Linked DNA regions of Homo sapiens: region 1 is linked to region 2. The links are chromatin contacts, found by Hi-C or POLR2A ChIA-PET in ENCODE. All regions are on one chromosome and are shown on one strand. The core of a region is the stretch at or near the end of the contact, and the rest is flanking DNA. Distances in the headings are between cores, read along the strand shown. Region 1 has its middle 6.6 kb from the start of LRRC37A. Region 2 overlaps MAPT (microtubule associated protein tau).

The links. A loop is a pair of places that touch in the nucleus more often than their neighbours do. ChIA-PET counts read pairs that join two places held with the same protein, here RNA polymerase II (POLR2A). Pooled maps may share reads with other maps.
Region 1: a pooled map shows a loop between it and region 2 (4-fold over the local background). The contact joins two enhancer-like sites. A Hi-C loop is called at or near these places in 1 of 50 pooled maps. POLR2A ChIA-PET finds 5 or more read pairs at or near these places in 2 of 52 experiments (Caco-2 and naive thymus-derived CD4-positive, alpha-beta T cell).

What each region holds. Positions count from the first base shown.
Region 1 is chr17:46,285,606-46,291,446 of GRCh38, reverse strand. It overlaps a transcript of LRRC37A not described here and a transcript of ARL17B not described here. Among named protein-coding and RNA genes, the nearest start is that of LRRC37A, 6.6 kb to the left of the region's middle. RefSeq lists an enhancer at 2,783-3,283. Within about 2 kb of position 4,591, at least 4 of the 41 ENCODE cell types and tissues checked have a DNase peak (open chromatin) inside an H3K27ac peak, as active enhancers do.
Region 2 is chr17:46,019,285-46,024,476 of GRCh38, reverse strand. It overlaps MAPT (microtubule associated protein tau), which reads right to left. Exons shown (of 13, transcript NM_001377265.1): 13 at 1-521. The coding sequence ends at 306. Among named protein-coding and RNA genes, the nearest start is that of STH, 23 kb to the right of the region's middle. RefSeq lists an enhancer at 357-975. Within about 2 kb of position 3,861, at least 6 of the 41 ENCODE cell types and tissues checked have a DNase peak (open chromatin) inside an H3K27ac peak, as active enhancers do.

The DNA.
Region 1 (5,841 bases), core at 3,342-5,841, 270 kb before region 2:
CTTACTGTTAGTGTTCAGCCACCACTTCCTCCTTCTGCATCTGGAGTCTAGAAGGCCTGCAGTTTTAGTCCTGCTCACAGTTTTGTGTCTGTTCCATTGAGATTGTTGTAACTTATTTAAGCATGACTATGTCTTTTCAATTTCTCTTTTTTATATTTTACTCTCACTTGTATGTTCTTGAAGGGAGAGGGAGGATCAAAGTGTGCACCCGCTATACCATCTTGGTTCTCCCAAAATCCGTCCCACGATGTTATAAAAATATATGAACTAGGAAATGAAACTCAAGGTTTTCTTTCTAACCAAAGAAGAAGTTCAGTCTCTCTCTATAAATAGAGAAGGGCTGTTGAATAATTTGTCACATTGCTTCTCTTTTGACTTTATGAGACTAGATAGTCTATAGACAGAGAAGCAGATTCATTAAACCAGGGCCATTCAGGTTTATTTGGTAAAATATTTGTGATATATTTAAAAGCTTCCTGAGGTAGTCATGTAATGATTGGTGCATAGGGCTGGGTTACCCTGCAGAAAAAGAGGCACAGCAAACTTATTTCAGGTACAGATGGACCTTACCTTTAGGCAAATCCTTGAAATTTTGGCGTGGGGAATCAGGTTTTCCTGTGGGTTTTTTGTTTGTTTTTGGCTTTTCATAGACATCTATATGAAGTCTCTGCTTTAGAATCTATAAAACTATAGCTTCAGAGGCTGGGCGCAATGGCTCATGCCTATAATCCCAGCACTTTGGGAGGCTGAGGTGAAACGATCACTTGAGGTCAGGAGTTCGAGACCAGCCTGGCTAACAGGGCGAAACCCCGTCTGTACTAAAAATGCAAAAATTAGCCAGGCATGGTGGCAGGCACCTGTAATCCCAGCTGCCTGGGAGGCTGAGGGAGGAGAATCACTTGAACCCAGAAGGCGGAGGTTGCAGTGAGCCGAGATCATGCCACTGCACGACAGAGCGAGACTCCATCTCGAAACAAAAAACTGTAGCTTCAGAGATTCACTTAAATTATCATTTATAGGCCAAGAGAGTTGTGGCTCACAGCCTGTAATCCCAGCATTCTAAAAGGCTGAGGTGGGTGGATCACTTGAGGCCAGGATTTTGAGACCAGCCTGGGCAACATGGCAAAACCCTGTTTCTACAAAAAGGAATTTGCTGGGTGTTGTGATGCACACCTGTAGTCTCAGCTACTTGGCGAGGCTGAGGCCAGGGGACTGCTTGACCCCAGGAGGTCGACCCTGCAGTGAGCCATGATAGCACCACTGTACTCTAGCCGGGGCGATCAAGTGAGGCCCTGTCTCCAAAAAAAAGTTTTGTTTTGTTTTGTTTTAAGACAGGGTCTCACTTTGTCATCTACATTGCAGCACAGTGGTGCCATCACAGCTCACTGAAGTCTTCACCTCTCAGGCTTAAAGGAGCCTCCAACCTCAGCCTTCCAAGTAGTTGGCACTACAGGCATGCGCCACCACACCTGGCTCATTTTTGTATTTTTAGTAGAGATGGGGTTTCACCATGTGGCCAGGCTGCTCTTGAGCTCCTGGACGCAAGTGATCTTCCGCCCTCGGCCTCCCAAACTGCTGGGATTACAGGTGTGAGCCAGTGTGCTGGATGAATTTTTTCAAAGAAGGAAAAATAAAATTAATTCGGCCCTTCATTAAAAAAATTAAAAACTCTTTAAAGGAAACGTGGGCTAAGTTATTTTTCTGAGAGACTATAAGATTTAGGAAGAAAAATAATCATGATGAAACGTTTTGGGAATATTTTTGGTATTTAAAATTATTGTAGAAATTTATAAATGTGTCAGATTTTGGCTGGGCACAGTGGCTCACACTTGTAATCCAAGCACTTTGGGAGGCCAAGGTGGGCAGACCACCTGAGGTCAGGAGTTCGAGACCAGCCTAGCCAACATGGTGAAACCCTATCTCTAAAAGAATTTTTTAAAAAAATTTTAAGTCAGATTTTAAGAAATATTCTTATGGCTGGGTACAAGTGGCTCATAACTGTCATCCCAGCACTTTGGGAGGCAAAGGCAGGCAGATCACTTGAGCTCAGGAGGTAAGTTACCTGGGCAACACAGCAAGACTCCATCTCTACAAAAAAAAAAGTAGCTGGGCATGGTGGTGAGCACCTGTAGCTATTTGAAGGGGTTGAGGCAGGAGGATCACTTGAGCCTGGCAGGTCAAGGCTATAGCAAGCCGTGTTTATGTCACTGCAGTCCAGGCAGGGTGACAAAGTGAGACTCTTATCTCCAAATAAGAAAGAAACCCTCTTGGTCATAGATATGATTTCTTTACACCAAATTTGTTCGTGGATGCCAATCACAATGGGTTTGTCCCTAGGGTAATATAGTTTGCTTTGATCATTTCCAAGAGTAAGTTGTACTACAGGATAGCAGAAGAGATGCACTTAAAAAGTATGGCAAAATGCATATTGAGACAATAGTATGTTGGCCAGACACAGAGACTCACGCTTGTAATCCCAGCACTTTGGGAGGCTGAGATGGGTCACCTGAGGTCAGGAGTTCAAGGCTAGCCTGGCCAACATGGTGAAACCCTGTCTCTAACAAAAATACAAAAAATTAGCTGAGCTTGGTGGCACGTGCCTGTGGTCCTAGGTACTTGGGAGGCTGAGGTGGGAGGATCACTTGAGCCTGGGAGGTGCAGGGTACACTGAGCCGAGATTGTGCCACTGCACTCTAACCTGGGTGACAGAGTGAGACCCAGTCTCAAAAAAAAAAAAAAAGAAAAAACAAGATGCAGTAAAGAAGCCGACCAAAACCAAGATGGTGACGAAAGTGACCTCTGGTCGTCCTCACTGCTCATTAAAACTTTTTTTAAAAAATATGAAAAGAGGCTGGGCCCTGTGGCTCACACCTGTAATCTCAGGACTTTGGGAGGCCAAGGCAGGTGGATCGCCTGAAGTCAGGAGTTTGAGACCAGCCTGGCCAACGTGGCACAACCAAAAATGCAAAAATTAGCCAGATGTGGTGGCACACACCTGTAATCCCAGCTACTTGGGAAGCTGAGGCAAGAGAATTGCTTGAAGCCAGGAGACAGAGGTTGCAGTGAGCCGAGATCATGCCACTGTACTCCAGCCTGGGAGACAGAGCAAGGCTCCGTCAAAAAAAAAAAAAAAAAAAAAAAGCCGGGCCTGGTGGTGCACATCTGTAGTCCCAGCTACTCGGGAGGCTGAGGTGGGAGGATCATGTGAGCCTGGGAGGTCCAGGCTGCAGGGGGCCGTGATCCTGCCCCTGCCCTGCAGCCTGGGTTATACAGCGAGACAAAAGAAAAAAGTTAGTGGTAACAGGATAAACTACATAGCCATGTATTATTCCTTCACATTCATGAAGCAGGTCAATTTGAAGCTTGAGGACGACTTCCATTCCTCTAGGTGAATCTACCAAGAAATGCCTTGGTAGAGCTAGGAGTGCCAATGGTATCGGCAAAGCCAGCCTGCTTCCCTGTGATTCATGGTAATTCTCACTATGACTTTGACATGATGTTCCTACACTGTGCCTATCAACACTTGTAGACACACTGTATAAGCGTTTGTTACATTTACTTTTTCTTTTGTCATTACGTCTTTTATTACAGAGGCCACTGTGCACTCCACAATCACACACTTACACAGCTCCGCCTTGCCAAGCAGTGTAGACCCTGCCAAGCAGTGTAGACAGATTCTGGATAACTATCTTTGCATCCTTCCCCATACCATGTCCCCGATGTTGAACTGAAGCAGCTCCTTCCACGTTCCCTACCCGTTAACTAGCCAGGCCACTGCCCACATTGTCACAAACATTATATTAACTGAAAAAGTGGCCCATGCCATATTCCATTATGAGAAATTATTTTTAATTCGATTAAATTCCAATGTTTATTCAGAAAACCTGGTAGAGATTGAATTGCTCTATGTACCTTTCTTAGTTTTCTTCTTCTTAGCATATTTTGACCGTTTATCTTCTACACCTGGCTGACCTGCATGGTCCTTGTAGTGTAACTTCTACTTGGTGTTTGCGCTTTGCTTTGTTTTCAAATTTAAATTGTGAGATACATTTTTAAACCTATCTAAGAAATAGCCCTGATATTGAAATGGCTTCTGTGGAATAGGTTTGACAGGTGTAAGTCTTTGATTCTTTGGCTTTGGTTTTTGTGCCTGTTACAGTTTTGCACACATTCATTCAGAGGAAGACATTACCATCAGTGTGTGGTTTATTTTTTCAAATTCCAGTATGTTTTTAAAGACCCATATTTCACTAAGCAGTGTACTTGTTGAAACCCATGTGAGTGACTTTGTTTGCACATGTGATAGAGCATCAGATACTGGAGTTTGCCAGGGGTAGAATGGTTGGATTCAGGAATGTTTAGCTGACTCATAGCAGGAAGTTATCCTGTAAAAAAATGAAGCAAGGCAGGGAAGACAGATTTAAGTACCATGCAGCTCAAAACGACAATTACATTGTCATTTTCGTTGTGAATACTTCTAGGTTCTATATTGGCTGTGATCTTTGTACTAACTGCTATTATGGAGAATGTGTTGGCATCGCAGAAAAGGAGGCTAAGAAAATGGATGTGTACATCTGTAATGATTGTAAATGGGCACAAGAGGGCAGCAGTGAGGAATTGTACTGTATCTGCAGAACACCTGCAGTCACAGTGAGTTCTAATAAGAGCATCACATTTAATAATTTAGGAAGCCAAATTGCTCTGACTGGTTACTTATTTACTTTAAAATAAAAAGCAGATTTTTTCTACATTTGTTATACACTTACATTACAAATTCCTTTTCATTTTTTTTTCTCTTTTTCCCTTTTTACCTACCCTTCAAAATTTATCTTGCTTCATAGTGAATGTTTGAGACACATTGGGGAAAATGTGGTTTAATGGTAGATTTGATTCTTCAATATGTAACATAGAAATTAATGAGATTAAACTAGCTTGACTTGTTTGGACTTTATCAGTGTTTGAAATGGTGCTTTATTATAGGTTAGAAAAACACTAATTTGGGTATAAGCTTTGAGACTCTGTTATTACCTTATAGGATTTTGAACTCCCACATGGTACAGTACTAGTTGAAAGATTTGTGACTTGTTTTCAGCTTTAAAATCAATTGAATGTTTCATATTTATCTTTAAATTGGTTCTCCAAAATTACAGTGTTCTTATAAATTTTTTTACTGCTTGTTCTTAACATCAAAAATACTAAATTAATGTACTGGAATGTCGATCTTGAAAGTATTAAAACCACAATACTAAAACTATTTTATATCCCAGGGTTTAGCAAATTTTCAGGTGCATGCTTTATTATAAGTAACATCATCCCATCTGTTTTGAACTCACATTTCCATTTCGGATCTTGCAGATTTTTTATTGGCCATGATCGGTGTCAGAATTGGTACCATGGGTGCTGCATTGGCATCTTGCAGAGTGAGGCAGAGCTCATTGATGAGTATGTCTGTCCACAGTGCCAGTCAACAGAGGATGTCATGACAGTGCTCACACCACTAACAGAGAAGGATGATGAGGAGTTGAAGAGGGTGCTCCGTTCCTTACAGATGAGAGCCCCTCTGTGTGCAGCATTTGAAAATGAAATCAGCTGGCATAATTTTGGAAGCATTTCTAGGATTTCAAGTTTCCAATGTTAGGATTTCAAGTTTCCAATCTTAGAGTGATTATTTACTGACTCTCAGCTAGTCTAGTGAAGGGCTTGACAAACTTCAGTCCTTCACATACCAGTGTCATGAGCTTTACCATATCCCCACACCACCTCAGCTTATCTAACACTCAGATAATCTAACGTGACTCACTTCTTTATACATTTTATTTTTAAAGAAACTTCCTCTCACTC
Region 2 (5,192 bases), core at 2,612-5,111:
AAGAATCAAAAGGAATTGCCTGAGGAAATGTTGGATGTGGCCATGTTTTTGAATGTTTTTTTTTAAATATTTTATTACTAGCCCACCCATCAATTTGGAAAGATGAAATTTGCTCTTACTCCCATCACTGATTTTGAAGTCCCGAGCCAAAGCCGAGTGACAAAAGCAGGTTAAGTGATTAACCAATTAACCGAACTGCGAGGAGCAGCTGGGGGCAGAGGGCGGGGGCCGGGTCATTATTCTTTTTTTTTCCACACTCTCTCATTCTCTCCTCTCCACAATTATTGACCGCCCCAGGGGCCTGATCACAAACCCTGCTTGGCCAGGGAGGCAGACACCTCGTCAGCTAGCGTGGCGAGCTGGGGCGAGTCTACCATGTCGATGCTGCCGGTGGAGGAGACATTGCTGAGATGCCGTGGAGACGTGTCCCCAGACACCACTGGCGACTTGTACACGATCTCCGCCCCGTGGTCTGTCTTGGCTTTGGCGTTCTCGCGGAAGGTCAGCTTGTGGGTTTCAATCTGCAAGAAGAGGAAGGGAGGGAGGGTGAGATGAAGTGCCAGAGAAAGACCAGCCCTGCCAACTGCCCTGCCAGGCCTGGCCCAGAGTGCCAGGGACTGTTTTTTGTTTGTTTTTGAGACAGGGTCTTGCTCTATCGCCCAGGCTAGAGTGCGGTGGCACAATCTCACCTCACTGCAGCCTTGACCTCCCAGGCTCAGGTGATTCTCCCACCTCAGCCTCCCGAGTAGCTGGGATTACAGGTGCATGCCACCACACCTGGCTAATTTTTTGTATTTTTAATAGAAACGGGGTTTTGCTATGTTGCCCAGGCTGGTCTTGAACTCCTGGACGCAAGCAATCTGCCCGCCTCAGCCTCTCAGAGTGCTGCCATTACAGGCGTGAGCCACTGCGCCTGGCCAGGAGCTGTTGTTTTTATTGTCTTCCAATTGGTAATACCTGTGCCCACTCCTTCCCTGACCTGCCTCCCAGGCACCCAGGTACCCTCCCCAGAGACAGTGATCATTTTAAGTTTCTTGTGTACCCTCCAGAGATATTCCACACATAAACAAACACGTGTGAGTGTATAGATACACAGGCTGCTTAGTATTCCGTCGCCACGGATGTACCAAAAGGCATCTACTCCTCTGTGGATGGATGTGTAGGCTGCTCCCGCCTTTAGTGATTACAGGCAATGGTGTGTATGAACAACCTCAGATAAATAAACCCGTATGAACATCATGTCACACACGTGTAAGTGGGTCCTAGAAGTGAAGCTCTTAGGTCAAAAGGCATGCACATTTTATTTTAATAGATATTGCCAGATTGCAAAGGAAAATGTGGAAGGAGAAGCTGGAGAAGATCAAGGATGTCTCCCACAGCCACTGATGCCCAGACATGAGCCACACATTCCTCCTGTTTGCCAGTGACTGATGAGTTTGGAGGGGCAGCAACTGTGGGCAACACTGGCAGGTGGGCCACAAAACATGACATGACAAAGGCCTTTTTATGTGTGGATGGGTGGATGGATGACTGTCTAGCGACTTATCTATCCATCTATTTATCTATCTATCTATCTATCAATCATCTACCTATCTACTTGCCCAGGCTGGCCTCAAATTCCTGGGCTCAAGCAATCTTCCCACCTTAACCTCCAGAGCAACTGGGACTACAGGCTCATGCCATCGTGCCTGGCTGAAGCCCTTTTGAAAGTAGAGAAACACATGACCTAGCCAGGAGTCCCAAAGGATACCAGGAAACACAGAAGCAGAAAGTGTTCACTGGAGAAGTGAGCAGTGCACAGCAATTCCTGATGACCCTGAAGTGGCCGACACGGTCATTCTCAGCCCTTTTTGGGTCCTAGGCTCTTTGAGCATCTGGTAAAGCCAAAAATATGTGTGCACATGTCCATCCACACTCACACACAGCCATTTTCCATATAATTTTAGGAGTCCATGGATGCGGGGTGAAGGGCCCCTATTGCAGGGGCTTGAATGGGCGTAGAGAAAACCAGGTTCGCATTTAAGCTAGATGCATATTTTGTTCATTTGGGGTCACTACTTTGAAAAAAGGATTGTTCTCTATTACTGTATACTGTATTTTATCTTTTTTTTTTTTTTTTTTTTGAGACAAAGATTCACCTTGTCACCCACGCTGGAGTGCAGTGGCACGATCTCAGCTCACTGCAACCTCCGCCTCCGGGATCAAGCAATTCTCCTGCCTCGGCCTCCCAAGTAGCTGGGACTACAGGTGTGTGCCACCACACCCAGCTAATTTTTGTATTTTTTGTAGAGATGGGATTTGGCTGTGTTGGCCAGGTTGGTCTTGAACTCCTGATTTCAGGTGATCTGCCTGCCTTGGCCTCCCAAAGTGCTGGGGTTACAGGCATGAGCCACCATGCCTGACCTGTTACTGTATTTTCTTGAAAGACCATTTAATACAGGCTTTGATAAAAATATTTATGTTAATGTTTTTTGAAGTGTTTTTTAAGACATTCCTGGGAATGTCCAAAAATCCCCAAACTGAAAGGAACCCAGGAGGCTGGTGGTGTGCCCCACTGCTTGTTAGCAATTTTTCTCAATACACTGGGAAAACAGGGGACTAATGCTGCGGGGATCCCCAGGACCAGGATGGTGTTTTCTGAGTAGGGGGCAGGGCCCTGCCTACCCTTCCTGAGCTATCACATGGACGAGTTTGAAACAGAAGGAGCCAAGAAGCTGAGACTCAGCGTGGCTCTAACTCAGGTTCTTAGAGGACTGCAACGCACCAGGAACCTTCCAGAACATTGTCTTTTTTGGGTCTCACAACCACCCCGGGACGTAGGTACAGCATTTCCATTTCATCTTGCTGAAGGAGAAACTGAGGCTGAGAGGATTTGCGGATCTTGACTTTCAAAGCAGAGTCAAGCCCAGAGCTTTTCCTAACACAGAGAAGCTTCCAGAGACTGTGAGGGGCCTCCTTTCACCCAGGAAATCACCAATGCTCAGGCCCTATCCAGACCCACTCAGTCAGACTGTGGGGATGGGGCCAGGCCCAGATATCTTTAAAGTGCCCCGAGGCTGGGAGGCCCTGCCTTAGACCAGGGGAGGCCTGGGGTTAGAAACAGCAGAGAAGCTTACTGCTTCCCCAGATAACTGGACCTGGCCCCCACATCTCTTGAGGCGGACAGCCTCCTGGTCCCTCCTCGTTTTCTCACTTTGGATAGCGACCCAGCCGCTGAAAAGTATCCCTGTCGCGCAACCCGAGAGCTCTCGGCCAGCTACGGGCCAGTGCCCTCCCCTGCCTCAGGGCGTGTCTGGAGGTAAGGTCTGCCCCAGGCCACAGTTCGCAGCATCTGCAGCAAGGCTGTATCAGCAAACCCTTCTCACAAAACTACATTGTTAGACATTAATCACAAATACAAGATGAGGGTGCCCATCTGTTCAGAACCAGAGGCAGTGGCAAGAGGGGAGGGCGGGGACTGGCCAGGGCAGGGGTCTCTCAGCTGCTACTTGAGTGGCCTGGTGGAAAGACGGCCCGGCTGCCACTTCCACCCAACTGGGCCACCATGAGAAGCATACTTTCTCATGCTGACTTGGGTCTCAGACCCTATACCCTTTCTGGGACGCCCTGATATGGTTTGGCTGTGTCCCCACCCAAATGTCATCTTGAATTGTAGTTCCCACAATTCCTACATGTTGTGGGAGGGACCTGGTGGGAGGTAATTGAATCATAGAGGAGGGTCTTTCCCGTGCTGTTCTCATGATAGTGAATAAGTCTCCCGAGATCTGATGGTTTTATAAAGGGGAGTTCCCCTGCACAAGCTCTTTTCTCTTGTCTGCCACCGTGTGAGACAAGCCTTTCACCTTCCACCATGATTGTCAGGCCTCCCCAGTCACGTGGAACTGTGAGTCCATCAGACCTCTATCTTTTAGACTGCCCAGTATCGGGTATGTCTTCATCAGCGGCGTGAAAACGGACTAATACAATCCCTTTTCCCTCCACCACTCCCCAGTCAGCTGCTGGGAGACCCTGAAGGTTGGAAAGTGAGCCACTCCCAGAACTTCAGGCTGGGTGTGGGCCTGAAACCCCAGAGGGTGCTTGGCTGCGCTTCTGCAGAAGAGAAGCAGCAGCTACCAGACCGCATCCTGTGCCAGGCCTAGACAGAGCTCACCCAGCGCCACACACACCCTCACTGCACAGACACCCACAGCAAGACCTAGAGACTAGAAACTGCTGGGGACACCAAGGCCCCAGCAGCCTCATGTGGATACTTCCAAGACAGGCAGGCAGAGGCTTTGCTGAAATCAGGATTTCGGCATCATTGTTTTGCTCTAAGTGCCTAGTAACCCATTTAGAAAATTAGGTTATGTTCCCATGACTTGTTCTTGGTGCGCCACAGCTGACTGGGGATGTCCACTTCCTTTTTTAGTTGCCTGCAAACATCAGGGCCTAGGACAGTGGTTCTCGCTTTTTTTTTTTTTTTTGTGAGATGGAATCTCACTCTGTTGCCCAGGCTGGAGTGCAGTGGCACGATCTCGGCTCACTACAACCTCTGTCCCCTGGGTTCAAGCAATTCTCATGCCTCAGCCTCCCAAGTAGCTGGGATTACAGGCACGCACCACCACACCCAGCTAACTTTTGTATTTTTAGTAGAGATGGGGTTTTACCATGTTGGCCAGGCTGGTCTTGAACTCCTGACCTCAAGCCATCTGCCCACCTTCGCCTCCCAAGGTGCTGGGATTACAGGCATGAGCCACCGCACCCAGCCAGTTCTCACTTTTGACTGCACTGAAGAATCACCTGGGAGCTTTAAAAACTGCAGTGACTTAGGCCGAGCACTGTGGCTCACACCTGTAATCCCAGCACCTTGGGAGGCCGAGGTGGGCATATTGCTTGACCTCAGGAGTTCAAGACCAGCCTGGGCAACGTGGCAAAACCTCGTCTCCACAGGAAATACAAAATATTTAGCCAGGCATAGTGGCAGGTACCTGTAGTTCCAGCTACCTGGGAGGCTGAGGTGGGAAGATCACCTGACCCAGGGAGGTAGAGGCTGCAGTGAGCCGAGATCATGCCAGTGCACTCCAGCCTGGATGACAGAGGGAGACTGATATGGTTTGGCTGTGTCCCCACCCAAATCTCATCTTGAATTGTAGCTCCCATAATTCCATGTGTCATGGGAGGGACCCAGTGGGAGGTAACTGAATCATGGGGGC